2 separate regions of the Homo sapiens genome follow, and region 1 is linked to region 2. A link is an interaction called in ENCODE POLR2A ChIA-PET data of the cell type or tissue named here. Cell type or tissue: MCF 10A. All regions are shown on one strand. Region 1 overlaps GTF2B (general transcription factor IIB). Region 2 overlaps PKN2-AS1 (PKN2 antisense RNA 1).

What was found. Peaks named below come from ENCODE experiments on the same cell type or tissue, not always from the same donor. Only the 100,000 strongest peaks of a DNase experiment are listed, where the experiment ranks them.
Region 1: POLR2A ChIA-PET joins it to region 2 with 5 read pairs; 2 of 35 experiments call an interaction of 5 or more read pairs at or near these places.

What each region holds. Positions count from the first base shown.
Region 1 is chr1:88,857,065-88,862,064 of GRCh38, forward strand. GTF2B (general transcription factor IIB) reads right to left here. Exons shown (of 7, transcript NM_001514.6): 4 at 3,076-3,222; 5 at 2,818-2,947; 6 at 142-423. Among named protein-coding and RNA genes, the nearest start is that of GTF2B, 32 kb to the right of the region's middle. In MCF 10A, no CTCF peak of the experiment used is centred here; no DNase peak of the experiment used is centred here.
Region 2 is chr1:88,645,201-88,650,200 of GRCh38, forward strand. All of the region lies in intron 1 of PKN2-AS1 (PKN2 antisense RNA 1), which reads right to left. Among named protein-coding and RNA genes, the nearest start is that of PKN2, 37 kb to the right of the region's middle. RefSeq lists an enhancer at 2,106-2,400. In MCF 10A, no CTCF peak of the experiment used is centred here; a DNase peak (open chromatin) is centred at 2,221.

The DNA of each region.
Region 1 (5,000 bases), 210 kb after region 2:
TGCTGAGATTATAGGTGTGAGCCCCCGCGCCTGGTCAAATGTGGGTTTCTTGCTATTTACCCGGTTCAGACTTAAAATGGAAAAACAATCACATGCTGCAAATTTCAGTTTACTGCCACACTTCCTGATGACGAACCCTACCTTTTTGGGTCCTCTTTTCAGCTGATGCCTGTGAGGCCATGTAAATAGCTGCCGCTGCCACAGAGATGGGGCTCCTCCCAGGAACCAAGTCCAGTTCCACAGCTTTACGGGCTATATGTGTAGCTGCCATCTGTACTTGTTTAGGAAGACAAAGGTTGGAACAGAACCTGGACATGAAGTCCCCAGTTGTAATCAAATCCACACTGGTTTCTAGCGCTTTCAAAATAAGTTTAAAACACCGACCAATTTCTTTCTTAGAAATTCGTGATACGGCACATATTTCTAAAAGAAAAAAAATTAAATAAATCAATTCACTTAAGCCATATAGTTCATCTTAAAATCTACCATTTCTAATTATAAACATAATATACATTCTAATTGTAAAACATTCAATCATACCTTAAAGATGAAACCCTAATCATCTCAGTGATACTTCCCACAGAGTTAACTGCAAATTTCTCAGTTAACTTTAATGTTCATCACACCTTTTTTTTTGAGATGAAGTCTCACTCTGTCGCCCAGACTAAGGGTAGTGGCATGATCTCAGCTCACTGCAACCTCCACCTCCTAGGCTCAAGTGATTCTCCTGCCTCAGCCTCCCGAGTAGCTGGGACTACAGGCGTGCACCACCACACCTGGCTAACTTTTGTATTTTTAGTAGAGATGGGGTTTCACCATGTTGGCCAGGCCTGTCTAGAACTCCTGACCTCAGGTGATCCTCCTACCTCGGCCTCCCAAAGTGCTGAGATTACAGGCATGAGCCACTGCGCCTGGCCTAATGTTCTTCACTCTTTCAATTTAGAGTTTTTTTGTTTTTTGAGATGAAATTTCACTCTGTCGTCCAGACTGGAGTGCAGTGACACCATCTTGGCTCACTGCAACCTCTGCCCCCTGGGTTCAAGCGATTCTCCTGCCACCCGAGTAGTTGGGATTACAGGCGCCTGCCACCACACCCGGCTAATTTTTTGTATTTTTAGTAGAGATGGGGTTTCACCATCTTGGCCAGGCTGGTCTTGAACTCCTGACCTCGTGATCTACCTGCCTCGGCCTCACAAAGTGCTGAGATTACCGGTGTGAGCCATCGTGCCTGGCTAAATTTAGGTCTTAATCTTTCAAAATATTAACTGCTCTAAGGATTAATTCATACAACTAAATTTCTTTAAATGAAAAATTCTTTGATGTTTATGTATTAATCTGTTGTAAGCAGTGTTACCAAGGAATTGAAAGAAAATACTCAAGCTAAAGGATGCCTCTTAGGCAACACAATGTCATGTGTGCATGAAATCCCTGCGATTATGGGCTGTAGCTCAATGAGATAAAATATCTGACCCTGCTATTCCCAGATGCAACCACCACACACTTTCAGAAGAAATTTAACAAAAGTTGTTTTAGTTATAAAAACAACAAAAAAGATGATGATAAAGGCCATCACCTCTTCACTTTTACGTAAGAAAACATAAAAAATAAATACTCACTGGATGAATAAAGGGTTAAGTATAGTCTTCAGCTAAACTGAGCTTTGGTAGTGGAAGTCAGTGAGCAACACTGAACAAATTATCACATATTCACATGTAACTGCAAACTAAATGAAAAATACCAGTTCTTAACTGAAGTGTAAAAGTGCAAACAATACACCTCAAGAGAAAAAACTTAACTGATAACTTTTTTTTTTTTTTTTTTGAGATGAAGTCTCACTCTGTCGCCCAGGCTGGAGTGTAGTGGCGTGATCTCGGCTCACTGCAACCTCTGCCTCCCGGTTTCAAGCGATTCTTCTGCCTCAGCCTCCTGAGTAGCTGGGACTACAGGCGCGCACCACCACGCCTGGCTAATTTTTGTATTTTTAGTAGAGACGGGGTTTCACCATATTGGCCAGGCTGGTCTTGAACTCCTGGCCTCATGACCCAACCACCTCGGCCTCCCAAAGTTCTGGGATTACAGGTGTGAGACACCATACCTGGCCTTCACTGATACTTTCTAAAGCTTGACTCCCTCATCTACAGAGACCAGTGCTAGAAATGGAAACTGTTTCCATGTAAACCAAATGTATAAACGGCCTACTTTGGTTTACGATTATAGGCCTTCTGAAAGCCCACAAAGCAACAGTCCATCAAAAGATCTCACTAGAAAAGAACATAGTGGGCTTACGTGGACTAAAATGAGTCTACATGGGAAAACAGCCTAAAAGAACATGCTATGAATTTGCTGTCAAGGAATGAAATAAGTAGGCATTGGCAAATGATGCTCAAGTGGATTACTGTAGTCACAATAAAGATGACTTAGCTTCTAAGTGTCAAAGCTGCCTGACATTGGTCTGTTTCTTTAATATGATGTAGAAAATGTTATTTTAGGATGGGCACAGTGCCTCACGCCTGTTAATTCTAGCACTTTGGGAGGCCAAAGTGGGCAGATCACCTGAGGTCAGAAGTTTGAGACCAGCCTGGCCAACATGGCGAAACCCTGTCTCTACTAAAAATACAAAAGTTAACCAGGTGTGGTGGCACATGCCTGTAATCCCAGCTACTCAGGAGGCTGAGGCAGGAGTATAGCTTGAACCTGGGAGGCAGAGGTTGCAGTGAGTCAAGATTGCGCCACTGCACTCTGGCCTGGGCGACAAAGTGAGACCCTATCTCAAACAAACAAACAAACAAACACAAAAAAACAAAGCTAAAAACTTACCTTTAAATGTCCTAGGAACCCCTTCTTGTCTACAGGCAATATAGAGACAAGCAGAAGCTATAGCATCATTAGCTCTTCCCTTCAGGCTCTTCTGTTCATATACTTGCTTGAATAAATTATTTGTTCGATCCTTCAAAGCAGAGAAACTAAGTTTAACTCTACGTCATTTAATTAGCTGCAATATCAAAATTTCATGTGTTCATTAAATTATGCAAAGTCAATGCCAGAATGGCTTAAAGGAGGTAGACAAGAACTTACAACTATATTTCGAGGTAGATTGATTCTGTCTGCCATGGTAGTGATTTCTTTGAATGCATTCATCATTGCCCGATCAGAACTGCTCATTGTTCTCCGATTCTGGTACTTAGAATTGCCAAATTCGTCAAAACTTGCAGCTCCTGTGCCCTATAAAACAGTTTTATAACTATGAAAAAATTTTTTGGAAAGCATGAAAAATGGACAATTTCTATGAAAATATAGCTTACAAGATCTGATTCTACATAGACCAGAAATCTGAATTGTGCATCCTGCTCATCTATACTAAATGAACATGTAATTCTAACAACTGTTCAAGAACATAGAAAATAGGAAGCTTAAAGTGTATAAATAGAAATATGATACAAACACCTGACAAAACAATGGAAAAAGAAACAGTCTAATTTCACTTAGAAATATGATAAAAAATATTAAATACTAGAAAACAGAATCCAACAGCATATTAAAAGGTAGTATATCATGACCAACTAGAGATTGTTCCACAAGATATTAGAGAATCAAATAATGTAAAACATTATATTAATAGATGTAAGAAGAAAAATCATGATCATCTCCAAAGACGCTAAAAAGGCAAATGAACAAAATCAAAATTCGTCTTTGATAAAAACTCATAGGACGCTACAAATGAGTACTTCTTTACATTAGAAAACCACTCTCCTCTGCCCAAAGAAAGTACTATGATTAATGGAGAAACATTACCAGCATTATCACCAAAATCACAAGACAAAGGTACCTCCTACTGCTACCATTTTGTAACACTGATTGGAAAAACTAGCCAATAGTATTAAGCAAGAGAAAAACCGGAAGTACAAAATTGGAAAGGATGTGATAAACTATTTGCAGATAGTACCTTTATACACCTGGAATATGCAAGAAAATCACTAAAAAACAGCTGCTATAAATAATTCATTAAAGCAGCAAGGTCAAGATAAATAGAAATCAATACCCTTCATAAGTACAATCAACCAACTTAAAAGACAAGGAAAGCAAATTTTTCAATTAAAACAACAACAAAAATCTTGAAATAAACTTGAGAAACATGTGAGACGTTCATGAAGAAAACTTTCAAACATCTCCTGAAGGACACATAAGATACCTAAGGAAATGGAAAGGCATTATGAATTTTTGAATACAAGATTTATTATGAAGAAGCCAATTTTCCCTGTGTCAATTTGCAAATGAATCTGACCAAAACCCCAGTGAGAATATTAAATATTAAAAAACAGGCCAGGCGCAGTGGCCCATGCCTGTAATCCTGGCACTTTAGGAGGCTGAGGCAGGCGGATCACCTGAGGTCGGGAGTGTGAGACCAGCCTGATGATCACGGAGAAACCCTACCTCTACTAAAAGTACAAAATTAGCCAGGCGTGGTGGCACATGCCTGCAATCCCAGCTGCTTGGGAGGCTGAGGCGGGAGAATCGCTTGAACCTGGGAGGCGGAGGTTGCAGTGAGCAGAGATCGTGCCATTGCACTCCAGCCTGGGTGACAAGCGCGAAACTCTGTCTCAAACAAAACAAAACAAAACAGGCCGAGTGTGATGGCACACGCCTGTGGTCTCAGCTACTCAGGAGGCTGAGGCAGGAGGGTTACCTAAGCCTGGGAGTTTGAGGCTGCAGTTAGCTATGATTACATCACTTCACTCTAGACTGGGTGACAGAAAGAGACCCTGTCTCAAAAGAAGAAAACCAAAAAACCCCACAGGAAACAGAATCCAACAGGGTATTAAAAGGCAGTAATATCAACCAAGTGGAGACTGTTCCACAAATATATTAAAGAATCTAATAACATAAAACATCATATTAATAGAGCTGAAGAGGAAAATCATTTAATCAACTCCAAAGGTACAAAAAATGCAAGTGAACAAACCTAAATTTTTTTAAAAAATGAAACAAACTTAACCTTTAAA
Region 2 (5,000 bases):
CTTTAGTCCAATTAGACTTATTATTCTCTGAGCACATGCTTTAATTTTAAGCTCATGTTATACTATTTAGGAAAGGAAAGAAGGAAGGAGGGAAGGAAGGAAGGAAGGAAGGAAGGAAGGAAGGAAGGAAGGAAGGAAGGATGGAAAGAAGGAAGGAAGGAAGGGACGGACCTGGGTGCACCTTTGGAGAATAGGATGAGGAGGCTCCAGTTACAGGTTGAGGCAGTAGCAATGTCATCCCATCATGGGTGGGATAGTTGTAAAGTGAATTAGGAGAAACTAAAGGACTCTGGGGTGGGAAGGAAAAGACAGGACCCTCTATTAGTTGACCATCAGTTGAGTCCCAACCAAGAGGTTCTAGAACAACCAATGGACTATGTGATTTCAAAACAATTTCCAAAATAATAAATCTTGAAGACTTGAATCTCTTCACTTCTCACATTCCTGATTTAAGAGGGAATAATTAATTTGATTATTTTTCCACTTTTGGCATTACTTTTCTGCCCCTAATTTTATTTTTTTATCAATTTTATACTGTTTTCCTAAAAATCGACAGTGTCCCAAAGGAGTTGTAAGCTTATGTCCATGCAAGAAAACTGCACAGGGACATTTATAGCAGCTTTATTCATAATTGCCCACACTTGGAAGCAACCAAGAAGTTCTCCAATAGGTGAATGGATAAATGAACTGTGGTACCTCCAGACAATGAAATAATATTCAGTGCTAAAAAGAAATGAGACATTAAGTCATGAAAAGACATGGAGGAAATTTAAATGCATATTACTAAGTGAAAGAAACAAATCTGAAAAGTTATATGCTGTTTGATTACAACTATGTGACATTCTGGAAAGGGCAAAACTATGGAGACAGTAAAAATATCAGTAGTTGCCAAGGGTTGGGGGGAGGGAAAGAGGAATAAGCAAAACACAGGATTTTTAAGACAGTGAAATATTCTATATGATACTATAATAGTGGATACATGTCATTACACATTTGTTCAAACTTACAGAATGTACAACACCAAGAGTGAACCCCAATGTAAACTATGAACTTGGGGTGATAATGACATGTCAAGGCAGGTCTGTCAGTTGTAAGAAATGTACCATGCTGTGGGAGATATGGATAACGGGTGAGGCTGTGCATGAGGGAGCAGAGGGTACATGGGAAATTTCCATATCTTACTCTCAGTTTTGCTTGAACCTAAAACTGCTTTTTTTAAAAGTCTTTTTTTTAAATGACAGTGTTATAAAAATTTCTAAGCTAGAAAAGACCTTGAGTGATTATCTTCCATCTCCCTATTTTAGACAGCATCACAATAACATCATCCTAGGCAGATGAACAGCTATTATTTTTAAAACCTCCAGAAGAGAAGATTCTACAACCTCCCAACATTAACAACTCTCACTGTCAGGAAATTCTTCCATCTATAATCTAAATCTTTCATGCTGCTGTTCAAATCAGTTTTCACTCTGCAGAGCTGAGTTGATATTGAGAACAGCTGGTCTTCAGTATCTATGTAGAAATTCTTCATTTGCTACCACTGTAATACAATATATATAGAATATATATATTTTCTGTGTAGCTTTTAGTTCTTAGCTTACATCCTTGTCCAAGCTGATTAACCCCAGCTCCCCAACCTACACAAAGAGTTCATTTGTACCCTTATCTGTACTCCCACATCACTTTGCAAGTATCTCTACTTTATCACAATTTAGTGGAATTGTAGGTAGGTGTGACTATCTCCCCACACCTCCTTCTATCTTATTCATGTGCCTATCTCTGTAACTGATATGTAATAGGCTCTCAATAAATGACTGTCAAATGAATGAATGAATGAATGAATGAATGAATGAAACTGCTCCCAGATAAACCATTTTCTTCTAACTATTCAGCTATGGATGTGGGTATCCTCTGTCAGGTAAGTTTCTCTTGATAACAAGTAACAACAACCAACTCTACTAGTTTTGAAAAAAACAGAGAATGTACTGGAAGAATACTAGAATAGCTTACAGGATCAAAGGAAAACTTGGATCAGAAAGGGTAGGAACTAGGGTGTTTCCTCTGCAGGAGGTTGTGGGGCTTCTTTCCAGCGTATTACAATGTGTCTCAGCTACCAACAACTTTCAAATTATACTCCTTCTCTTCTTGCAACACTTCCAGTACACATAAGAGATAAACTGATTGGCCCAGCTTAGGTCAGGTGACAGACCTGAATCAATTAGTCATGGTTCAGGGAATAAAGATCGCTAATGTAGACACAGCTATCAGGGCAAAGGTCAGCAGAGGACATGTCTGTGCATGATGGCAGCTCCTCAGAAAAGGGGAACCCTGCACTGTAGAGCCACCTCGAGAGATGACTACTGCAAACAATCACTGAGCCCTTGAGCCCATTGTCATTGGTGAGTTTTGAGAGGATGTCACAGAGCTAAATAAACAAGGTAATTAAACTTTTTTCCCTTTTTTTTTTTTCTTTTTTTGGTTTGGTTATTTCTCTTCAGGCCCTCTGGTACCAAAATTAAAGAAGATAAAAACCTATCTTACTTAGTTGAAATGTAAATTTCCTTGGAACTAGAGATCAGTACTTGAGCTAGTGATAAATACTATCACAAGATTTACAGCACACAGAAAAATCTTTCAGAAATTCAGTACATTTTATATGTCATTGAATTAGTAGCAGACACACGCCTGAGCTACTGAATCGCAAAGAGCAAAAAGGTAGAGGTGTTGCATAGCCTAATACCCTGCCAATTGGCTCAGCATGCCTGCGGCATCCTGTCCTTAAGTTCCTCATGAGTACACATGCCAAGAAGACACTAAAAAGAGAGGAGGAACAATTGGTCAGCTATGTAATAATAATACTTTGCAATGATTTAGAAGTTTTCAGTTTAAGTCAAATTATTTCTATATTCTAAGTCAAATTATTTCATATCTCTTGTCAGATTTTGTAATTGAGTTAAACACCTACGATAGATTAAAACAGCCACAAAAGAAATTCTTTGCAGCTCTTTCCATGAAGAGGAGGAGTCAATTTCCCCACCCCTTGAATCTGAGCTGATAGAGACTTGGTTTGACTGAATGAAAGAAAATGACTTTGTGTGAATTCCAAGCCTAGGCCTTGAGAGACCTCCGAACAAGCAAATAAAAAATAAAAAAAAAGAAACCATGTGGAGACACTTACATTTGAAGGCGTTTGTTGCATTGAAGTAGATAACCTATACATCACCCAAACGCAATGGCCCATTGCCTTTTATTTAGTTTGGCACAAATCTATAATCGTCTTTCGAAAAACTTTTGTTTGGCATCTCTATATATCTCTTTCTATTCATCTATCTGTCTGTGAATCCCCCAAGTTTATAGGCAAAGCAAGCTTGGTTTCCTAACATTTTGGAAAAAAATGTACACTTAGAATTTGGCTAATCCAGAAATGCTATTCTCCAGGTTAAGACATTCAGGCAGTCTATAAAATCTTCCTAAATGTAAGATGATTTTCAAAGTTCTTGCTATTTTTTTTGCATCATTTACTGAGAGAATTAAACTTATGTTTTATGTGTTTCCACTTCTGTTCTCCTGTGTGAGTTACCTGAAAGTTAACAGGGTACTTGTAATCTATGGGCCATCTCCGTGGATGTGGAGATTTGGCTCTGCTTCACTTCGTCTTCTCTGACTTCCTGATTTGAAGATCTGTCACAGGCCCCTGCTGTGAGATCTTCTTTATTCTGTTTTCCTTTTATCTTTGCCCAGAGACTTTCAAGAATTCTTCTTTGTTCCTCCCATTTCCATAGTTACTTTGGTATTTGAATATCTTCCTATGTCTCATCCTGCTAGAGTTTATGGATGCTTGGTTTGAATTTAGGATGAGAGCTGAGATACTTAATAATTAGCACAGAAGCCAGCCTAGAAATTCCCACAACTGGCTGTATCATACACCCCTCTGTACTCATTATTTTTACTATGGTTTTGGTAATATTACGCTTCACAAAAACTAAACAAGCCACAGTTTCTTGACTAAAGGAAATCATATTCATCTTATATGACTCCCCCTTTTAATTTACTTTTAATCTAATACTGTTATTGTTCTTATGTCAGTTTCCAGTTCTGATTTTCTTTTCTCCCATGATAATTATTTGGTTTTCTATACCTCATTATTTGATTCCCCTTTCCCTAAATCTAGCATCTCTTTTTACTCTGAAAAAGGATTGTGATCATTCTGATAAACAGTAGGCAAAAAATCCTAAACCCTTTGGAATAAGAGTTAAAACATATTATTTTAAGAGATGTCTTCAGTCTGTACAATTTCTCCAGGCACCAGCACACCATAGAACCAGCTGCCTCTATTCACATTCACTACCTGCCACTCTAAAAGAAACAATGATGCCCTGGAATGAAAGGAGGGAGGGGCTTCATGAGAAAATTGGGACACTATTGATGAAAAACATCAAAAAGAAATTCTTCTAATTCACTTTAAATGGAGTTTACATTGGAAAAAAATAAAGACAGTGGAGCATTTGATCCCATGCATCAAAAAGCACTTACTGAGCACCTTGGTAATACAGGTTATATCTGCATGCCTCAATTTCTAGCATGCTTACATAAATTACCTCATATGTGAGCTAAGTAGGCAGATAATCAATGAGTTATTGTCTGTGAAACACTTTAACTGAATATACAATGTAAACATTAAGAAAAAATTTCTATTTTACACATAAGCAAATGGGGTCTCAAAGAAGTGGAGAGACCTGCCTAATCTGACAGGCCAGGTGTCCTGACTACCATAAAGCTTTGCATCACACTGCTTTCCTGTGAGTCTCCTCTGTGCAAAGCAGAGGGATATGTTGAAACCTCTGATTTGAAAGGGTTTACAAATCAGTTATAGACAAATGACATACACATAAAAGAATAACATGATGATAATAGTGAAGATGGTGATGATAGTTGACACTTTTATGGTACTTACCCTGTGCTAGGCATTGTTATACATGAAGTGACCCATTTAAATCTCT